Linked DNA regions of Homo sapiens: region 1 is linked to region 2. The links are chromatin contacts, found by Hi-C or POLR2A ChIA-PET in ENCODE. All regions are on one chromosome and are shown on one strand. Each heading gives the region's core, a stretch centred on a gene start or an enhancer-like site at or near the end of the contact. The rest is flanking DNA. Distances are from core to core; before and after follow the strand shown.

Region 1 (4,129 bases), core at 417-2,916, 200 kb before region 2:
GTGATCTGCCCGCCTCGGCCTCCCAAAGTGCTGGGATTACAGGCGTGAGCCACCACGCCCGGCCAAGGGGGGTTAGGGTTTCAACATACGAACGCTGGGGACAGACACTCAGAATACAGCAGAGGTGTACGTTTAACTTTGAAAGAAACTGCCTCACTATTTTCCAAGGTGGTTAACTCAGTGTTTGCTCTTGCCAGCAAAATTTGATATTGCCAATTTTTAAATTTTAGCCATTCTGGTGGATTTCAAGCAGCATCTCATCGTGGTTTGAATTTCCATTTCATCCATCTTCAAAATTACTGACCCTTTCTTCTGTAGTGCCCAACCAACCATTAGTACCATCCAATGATATTTTTTAAGAGATGGGGTCTTGCTATGTTGGTCAGGCTGGCGTGCAGTGGCTATTCACAGGCGAGATCACGCTCATGGCAGCCTCGAACTCCCGGACTGAAACTACCATCACCCCTCACGCTCCAGAGTTGCTGAGACTACAGACCTGAGCCACCTCGCTCAGATCAATTATGTTTTTAACCAAGGATATCAATTATATTTTTCAGGTCTTTCATTTTCATTTAATAATATCTAAATTAGGCGGGGCGCGGTGGCTCACGCCTGTAATCCCAGCACTTTGGGAGGCCGAGGCTGGTGGATCACTTGACATCAAGAATTCGAGACCAGTCTGGCCAACATGAGGAAACCCCGTCTCTACTAAACATGCAAAAATTAGCCAGGCGTGGTGGTGGGCACCTGTAATCCCAGCTACTTGGGAGGCTGAGGCAGGAGAATCGCTTGAGCCCAGGAGGCGGAGGCTGCAGTGAGCCGAGATCGCGCCACTGCACTTCAGCCTGGGCGACAGAGCAAGACACCGCATCAAAAAATAAATAAAACATCTAAATTACATACAGTAAAATCCTCCTTCCCTTTTTCGAGACAGGGTCTCACTATTAGGTTGGTGCAAAAGTAATTGCGGCTTTTACCATGACTTTCAAAATATTTGCCCGGGCTGGTCTCGAGCTCCCGGGCCGTGGGGATCCTCCCGCCTCGCCTCCCAAGGCGCTGGGACTCCGGACGCAGCCGCCGCGCCCGGCAAAATCCGCGCTTTCAACTGCGCGTCAGGGCCCCTTGGTGAAGGAGCGGGAAGCTCCGCCGGTCTCCATAGCGCCGGCGGCCTGTTCTGCGGGTTCGCGGGGGAGTGAGAGGCGCTTCCTCACTCCTGCTCCAGGACGGGACGACGGCCGCAAACAGTACTCGGGCTCGGAGCACACGAACCCGGAGGCCGCTTCGTTCTCGGAGACGCACAGCGCCCCACGGACGCCAGGCCGGGGCCGGGAGGCGCGAAGAAGCGCCGCCCCGCGCCCGGCCCCGCCCTGGTGGCCTCCCCGGGCCCCAGCCCCGGCCCCCGCCAGCACATTGCGCTCCCCGCGCCTCGCCGGTCCCAGGACCCCGCGTCGGGCTGCCCGCGCCCCGCCTGCCGCGCCCGCCCGTCCGCTCGCCCGTTCCCGCCCGCTTGGGTCCCAGGGCCGGGGCCGCGCCCTCGCCGGGCCTCCGCGAGCGGGGCCGCCGTCCGTGTCCCCCGCGCCGCCCCGGCCGCCTCGAGCGCGGCGCCGTCAGGCAGGGCGCGGGCAGCCCGGCGCGGGGTCCTGGGACGGGCGCGGCGCGGGGCGCGGGCTTCTCGGCGGCTGCGGCCCGGGCGGCGGCGATGCTGTGGCCGCGGCTGGCGGCGGCCGAGTGGGCGGCGCTGGCCTGGGAGCTGCTGGGCGCCTCGGTGCTGCTGATCGCTGTGCGGTGGCTGGTGCGGCGGCTGGGCCCGCGGCCGGGAGGTCTGGGCCGCAGCGGGACCCCAGTTCCTCCGCCAAGCGCGGCCGCCGCCCCCGCCTCAGGTAAGGCCCAGGCGGTCGCTGGGTCCCCGCACCCTGGCCCCTTCCCCGCCCCGACGCCCTCCTCGGGCCTGGGGTCCCGGCCGCGCCCCTGGAGCCGGCAGCAGTTGGGCGAGGCGGCCGGGGAAACCAGGGCCGGTCGGGAAAGGCCATTCCGGCCGCGGAAAGGGCAGTTGCGGGGACTTGGCTTCCCGGGCCGGGGGCGGAGGGGCCACGCCGGGTTCGGGGGTGAGAGCTTTCCCGGGCCCTGGAGCAGCCTCCGGGGAAGGCGGCGGGGGCCCGGCGAGGCGTTAGCGGAGACTCTTGCTGCGGTCTCTCGAGACCTGGGGAGGGATGGCCCAAAGGAGGGCGGCGCGGGGAGGAAACCCCTGGGTCCCGGATGTGTTTGGAACGTGAAGCCATTGCGGTTACTGGTCATGGAACATAAGGCAGAGACGGAAAAGGCAAATGTAACTCAGGGGTTTGGGGCCAGAGGAAGAGGGAGAAGGTGGCCATTTATTGCTTTGCGGTAGACTGTCGGGTCTGGGTGATGTGGAGATCAGAGGTGGGTTTTGGTCGTTTTAAGTTTGAGGTAACTGATACAGTGAACTGTGTATTTCAGCTCCATCCCCTTTTCCTGGCATACAACTCTTGAAATCCCGGGAACCTCCAAAGTGATGTCTTTTGTAGGCTGAGTGGACTGGTGGCCGGCAGCCCCTAGGGAGCTTCTGGATGGGGCTGGTCGCAGGAAAGACCAAGGCAGGGTTAGAGGTTCTGGGGACTTTCAGCCCCACCCCCAACCTCTGGGGAGGAGAGAGGGGTGAAGGTTGCGTTGATCACCAGTGGCTGATGAATCACGCCTGTGAAATGAAGTTCCTGTAAAAACCCAAAAGGGCTGGGTTCAGGGAGCTTCCAGATAGTACGTGGGGGTTCCTGGAGGCGGTGCCCAGAGAGGCCCTGAATTTCCAAGCGCTTCCCCCCGGTTTTACGTCACGCATCTCTTCACCTGTATTCTTTGTAATCCTTTATACTCTGCTGGTAAGTGTAAGTAAAACATGTCTGTGAGTTCGGGAGCCACTCTAGCAAATTACCGCAACCTGAGGAGGTCACCGGGTTACGCCCCGTCGGTCCCAAGCGCAGGTCAAACAACCTGGGCACTGGAAGTGGGGGGCAGTCTTGCGGGGCTGAGCCGTTAACCTGTGGGGGTCTGCTGGTATCTCCAGGAAGACGCTGTCAGAATAGATGACTGAATTAGGATGACAGACGACACCCAGCCTGTGTCCACTGCAGAACTGACGACCTGCGTGATTTGTGGGGAGAAAATCCCCACATACCTGGTGTCCGAAGCATGTTGCAAGACTAGTGGGAGAAACTGAGTTTGTTTTTACTCTAAATTGTCAGACTGTTAGTCACTGCGGAGAGGTGCTTTCTGATGATTGAGTGGGGATTCCTGTCCAATTGTGTGAGTTTGTGTCTCGGCCCTACCACTTTTTTTTTTTTTTTTTTTTGAAATGTAGTCTCGCCCTGTGGCCCAGGCTGGAGTGCAGTGGCGCGATCTCGGCTCACTGCAAGCTCCGCCTCCCGGGTTCAAGCGATTCTCCTGCATCAGCCTCCCGAGTAGCTGGGATTACAGGCGCCTGCCACCACGCCCGGCTAATTTTTGTATTTTTAATAGAGACGGGGTTTCACCATGTTGGCCAGGATGGTCTCGAATTCCTGACCTCAGGTGATCCACCTGCCTCAGCTTCCCAAAATGCTGGGATTACAGGTGTGAGCCATCGCACCGGGCCCTACCACTTATTGCTGTGGGCTTAACCTGTTTTCAGCCTGCTCTTTTAGGAATGGGGATGATAGTGATACCTGGTTAGGCTTTTTTGGGAGTTGGGTAAGTGCAGCACTTGGTATGTGTTAAGCACCTCTGAGTGCTGTTACTGTCACCAGCGGCATCATCCAGGCAGAGCTGCGGACAAGGTGGCGGCGGGTGAGGGTGGTGTTTTGAGAATGGCTGAAATAAAAAAATACTGATTTATTTTATATAAAAATATGTTTTTATATATGATGTATAATATACGTATATCATGGCATATGATACGTGTATATCATATAGCACATATAGTATACATATATATAGTCAGCAGAGATTTAGAGAAACTGGGCCTCGTGCATTGCAGGTGGGGACGGTAAGTGGTGCAGCTACTCTGGGAATCAGCCTGGCAGGTTTTTAGGAAGTTAAACCTGCCCTGCATTCCTGAGCTTTTATTAGACAAATGAAA
Region 2 (4,666 bases), core at 587-3,086:
ATAGAAGTGAAAAACCATCAACGTATCAGAGAAGACCAGGTGTGGATTCCACCTTCTTGCTGGAATGGGAAGCCCTTCCTAGTCACGTCGCAAGGGCCTGAACCACAGAGAAGAGCAGCAGGTCCATGCCTGTAAGATGGCAAGAGCCGAGGCGGGCCTGCCACACCCACACGCGCCGGAAGGGCCCCTGCACTGGAGGAAGGTGGGCCCCTCGGAAAGGAGCAGCGGTTGGGCCCCGCACGTTCGTGTGTTAAAGGGCTGCGGTGCAGCTGGTGGGAAGGGATGCTGAGCTCCTGGCACTGACGCTACTTGGTCTGCTCACCCTGTGCGGTCCCCGGGGTCGGGGTCCTGCAGCCCAGGCTTCTGCAGGGTGAAACACCAACTCTATGTCCAGCGCCCCCAGCCACCAACCCCCAGGCAGTGACGTAGGACATCCTTCTGAGGAGGTTGTTTCTGCTCAGACCCAGCTCAACCACACAGGGGCCGGGTCGGATGGAAGCTAGGAGACCCCGGCACCCCAGAAAGGGACCCTCCCAGCCCCAGTCCAGGGCCCCGATGACCCTCTCCCTCCCCCAGCCTTGCGGCCACCACCCCTAGAATCCTGGCTTGTTACAAAGAAAGAAGGACAGGAACCTCTCACCCCTGGGAAGCCAGGGGGCCTGGAGGTTGGGGCATGTGGCTTTCTCCTCTCTGCTCGCCTCAACATCATCCCCCAGAAGTGTGGCTCCCATGGGGTCCGCCTCCACCTCCCTGCCCCGTCCAGCCACTGCCGGTGACCCAGGCTACGCAGTGACCATCCCAGCATCGGAAACAGGAAGGACTCCGAGAGAAACAGGAGGAATAGTGAAGGGGCCTGTGCAGGTGGGCAGGGAGGAGTCCAGACCAGCCTTTGGGCCTCCAGGGGGCACTGCGGCTCCCCAGAAAGGCCTCGGCACCTCCTTGGCCGTGCCCATCCCCCAGCAGTGCCAGCACCAAGTGCTCCCTTGGGCCAGGCTCCCAAATCTGGGCCCCTCACACAGCAAGGATGGGGATCCAGTGCTGCTCCATGCCAGCCATGAACCAGGCACTGAACACCCAGGCCTGCCACAGACCCCTGGGGTCTCTCCTGGGCCTGCACCATCCTCCTGGGAGGACTTCTGGACCCCTCATCTGAGGGGCTGCACTGTCTCTGGCACGCACGCGGGCCCTCTTCTTGGCTGGCGTCCCGGGTTTGAGTGGCCTCTTCGCCAGGTGGCCCACCTGTTAACTGCCCCCTCTGTGGTTGGGGCAGCAGGCCCCACCACGCCGCCAGGACTCTCCAGGGGCCAGGAAGGAGGCGGGTGCTGAGGCCTCCCAGGTGGGCAGAGGGAGGAGAAGCCAGCTTAGCCCGCAGTTTGACGGCCAACCCAAAAGGCAGACCCCAAAGCACAGCCCCCAAAGCCGGCCCTCGTCTCTAGGGTAACCACAGGTTGGAGCCCTTCTGGGGCTCTGCTGCCCTCCCCTTCACTGGGACCCAAACACTCTAGTGGGTTCCGCTCCACGTCCCAGGTTCGAACACAAGCTCCCCAGGGCCACAAGGGGGCGCCCCAGACACCAGCGAAGCCAAGAGGGCTGCAAGGAAGGGGAGGGTCTTCCGCACGGGCCGCGCGGCTGGGGCCATCCAGCACCCATTCTGGTCACGCCACAGTGGGCCCTACACTTAGCAGACGAGTTTGCTCAGGGAGGCTGAGAATGGGTGCTCCAGGGGTCCTCGGCCCTAGCAGAGGCCCCGGAGGCAGGTGGCCTCCACCTCACAGTGAGAACCTGAACACCTGGCCAGGTGCAGCCACGCCCATCCGGGAGGGCTGAGAGCAGAACAGGGGCCGGCCCTCTGGGGGCCTGGCCCAGGCTCCAACCCCTTCCTAGACCACACACAGCAGCTGCACCTTCTGGGGCTCGTTCCTCCACGCGGTCCCTCAGCTCTTTCCCTTCTAGGACAGGGCTTCTGGCAGTGGCCAGATGACCCAAATGGGGTGGCAGCCCCAGGGGCCACCAGACCCGCTTAACTTCTCGGCCATGGTCTGCAGGGACGTGACCCAGGCACGAGCAGCCGCCTCTGCCTCCTAGCCCGCGTGGGGTAGAGGATCACTCAAGCCCAGGGTACAGGTGGGAGGACTCCGGGTCCGCAGGCTCAGGGTCCCTGCGAAGAGGCAGCGGGGGCGCCCGGGCAAGCCTCAGCCCCCGCGAGGTGCACAATCCCGGCGGCGGGCGGAGGTCAGGGCGCGCTTTGTCTGCGAGGACCCGACCCGCGGAGCAGCCTCGGCCAGACACGCGGCGCAGCCTGGGCCAGCCGCGCCCCGCCCCAGACAAAGAACTCCAACTCGGGGCAGGTGAGCGCGGCGCCGGGAACCCGGGTGGCCGATTCCGCACCTGGGCGCAGACAAAGGCGCGCGCCACCCACAACGCTCGGCCCCGCCTCCACCCCCGGACCCCGGGTGCCCTGACCCGGGCCTGGGACCCTCGGCCGCGCCGCACCCCCGCCCGCCCGCCGCCACGTGCGCCCCCGGGAGGACGCGGTCTCCGCGCTTGGCTCCGGGAGAGGCGGTGTGGGCAGAAGGCCCGGAGATCTCGGGCGTCCCGCTCTTCTGGGGGGGCGGTCGCTCCCCCTCCCCTGTCCCCCCAAAGTCCCAATTCCCTCTCTGGAGTCCGCAGCGCGCACTCACCTCGCCGGCGCCCCAGGCAGTCGCCCCTAGTCCCGGGGCCGGAGCCGGGCTGCATGGACGCGGGCGTGGAGCGCGAGCCCCGGGTGGCCCTGGCCCGTCCAGGCGACCCCTCTCCCCGCGTGCCCTGCTCAGCCGGAGCTCGGGCCGGGGACGCGCATGTCCGCCGCGCCGGCTCTGCGCGCTCTGGGCGGCGCTCGGTGCGCTCTGGGCTCCCGGGCGGACGTCGGGCGCGGCGCGGGCCCCGAGGCGGCGGGCGCGGAGCTGGGCGCGCGGGAGGCGGGAGCGCGGGCGGGGCGGGGGCGGGGCGCGGGCAGACCCGACTAATCCAGCCCCGAGGCGCCGATCCACCCGCGCCCGCCGCCGGCCCGGGGTCCGAACGCGCTGCCTCCGATCACGGCCACCCGGGGAAAGGCGCGCAGCGCCGGCCTCACTGAGCGCTGTGTGGGCGCTGCTCCTCTGGTCCTCACAACAAGAAGTTACGGACACCTGCCACCCCGCTCCCAGAAGGGGAAACTGAGTCAGAAAGGGCGACAGCCGGGCGCGGTGGCCGGCGCCTGAAACAGCACTTTGGGAGGCCGAGGTGGGCGGATCACTTGAGCCCAGGAGTTCGAGACCAGCCTGGCCAACATAGGAAGACCCCCCACCCCCGCCCGTCTCTACGAAATAAAAAAATTAGCCGGAGGTGGCGGCACGCGCCTGTGGCCCCAGCTACTGGGGAGGCTGAGGTGGGAGGATCAACTGAGCCCGGGAGGTGGAGGCTGCAGTGAGCCGAGATTGCACCACTGCACTTCAGCGTAGGTGACAGAGCGAGACAAGGTCTCAAAAAAAGGAAAAAAGAGCGACCTCATTGCCACTGTGGAGAGTTGGGACCTGAAAGGAGGAGCCCTTCCCCCACCCGTCCGCTGCAAGCCCCGCCCTCCCTGGGCCTCGGTTTCTCCCTCTGTGAAACGGGGGTGCAAAGTCGGAGACAGCTCCGAGCAGCTGCTGTAGCTGCAAACGGCTGTGCAGCGCAGCCCCCAAGACCACCGCCCTGAACCCCGTGATTTTACACTTGAGGTGGCCGGGAGGGACAGGAAGCACCTGGCTCTCCCTTACGGTGGGGCGCTAGAACTCGGATCGAGGCCCAGCCACGGCTTCCTGCAAAGGCTGCTTATGTGCGCCTGACCGCACCAGACGCCTGGGCGGGACCCTTCCATCCCAGCGCCCACTCAGGTGGAAAACCAGGACACCAACTGCGAACTCAAACGCGATGAGTAAGGGAGGGAGGGCGCAGCTCTGGACCCGGCAGTCGGGAAGTGTTTAAGGACGGGTCCTCTCCAAGCTGCTGCGTGGCTGGCAGCACACAGGGAGGCCGGCTCTGGTGCGGCCAGGGACAGAGGGCTTGGGCTCCAGTTTCGGGACTGAGGTGGGAGCTGTGGCCACGTTTCTATTTCTGGGCTTGGAAGGCCTGGCCCCGGGCAGGGCCTATCCATGGCGGAGCCCGCAGCCATTCAAACCGCGGGAGCAGCTCCCACACGGGTTCGATGGAGCCCTCTGCAAGCTGGACCAGCACTTTCTGCTCCCAAAGGCGCCAACGTTCGCAGGATGCCTCCAACGGTATAGAAGGAATCACCAAGGTCGGCCTCAGCCAGGGAGTTCCAGCCCTCAGGTTCTATTTGAACTACTTACCAAATACACGTACTCCCTTTACCAACAAGTCGCCCCCAAAGCCCTGCTGTTTCCTGCCATGAAAACGGCACGCGCTTGCGTCCATGCACACACACTGTGTCCACATAGGCACTTCCGGGCGCACTGCATGCCGCAAGCCACAGGGCCCTGAAGCCTGTACTCTGAGGACTTGGATAAGCCACCACTCGTCTCACCGACGAGAAAACAGACGTGCTGCTGGCGTGGCTGCTCTGTGGCAGAGCTGGGCTGGGCTGAGCCGGCAGGCTGGCCGCAGGGCTCATGGCTCAGCAGGGACACTCCCCTGGGAAGGTGGTGGG

Evidence for each region. Hi-C counts contacts between places; a loop is a spot of excess contacts on that map. ChIA-PET counts read pairs that join two places held with the same protein, here RNA polymerase II (POLR2A). Pooled maps may share reads with other maps.
Region 1: a loop to region 2 is called in a pooled map, with 5 times the contacts of the local background. The contact joins the promoter of ANKLE2 here to the enhancer-like site in region 2. A Hi-C loop is called at or near these places in 7 of 50 pooled maps. POLR2A ChIA-PET finds 5 or more read pairs at or near these places in 2 of 52 experiments (A673 and activated T-cell).

What each region holds. Positions count from the first base shown.
Region 1 is chr12:132,759,369-132,763,497 of GRCh38, reverse strand. It overlaps ANKLE2 (ankyrin repeat and LEM domain containing 2), which reads left to right and starts at 1,666. Exons shown (of 13, transcript NM_015114.3): 1 at 1,666-1,880. The coding sequence starts at 1,700. RefSeq lists enhancers at 998-1,097, 1,452-2,320 and silencers at 1,248-1,537, 1,628-2,217.
Region 2 is chr12:132,558,246-132,562,911 of GRCh38, reverse strand. The region is part of intron 5 of FBRSL1 (fibrosin like 1); the gene reads right to left. Among named protein-coding and RNA genes, the nearest start is that of MIR6763, 21 kb to the left of the region's middle. RefSeq lists enhancers at 1,241-1,290, 1,421-1,760, 1,771-1,840 and silencers at 2,371-2,450, 2,721-3,020. Within about 2 kb of position 1,836, at least 7 of the 41 ENCODE cell types and tissues checked have a DNase peak (open chromatin) inside an H3K27ac peak, as active enhancers do; they include A673, where a contact is called at or near this core.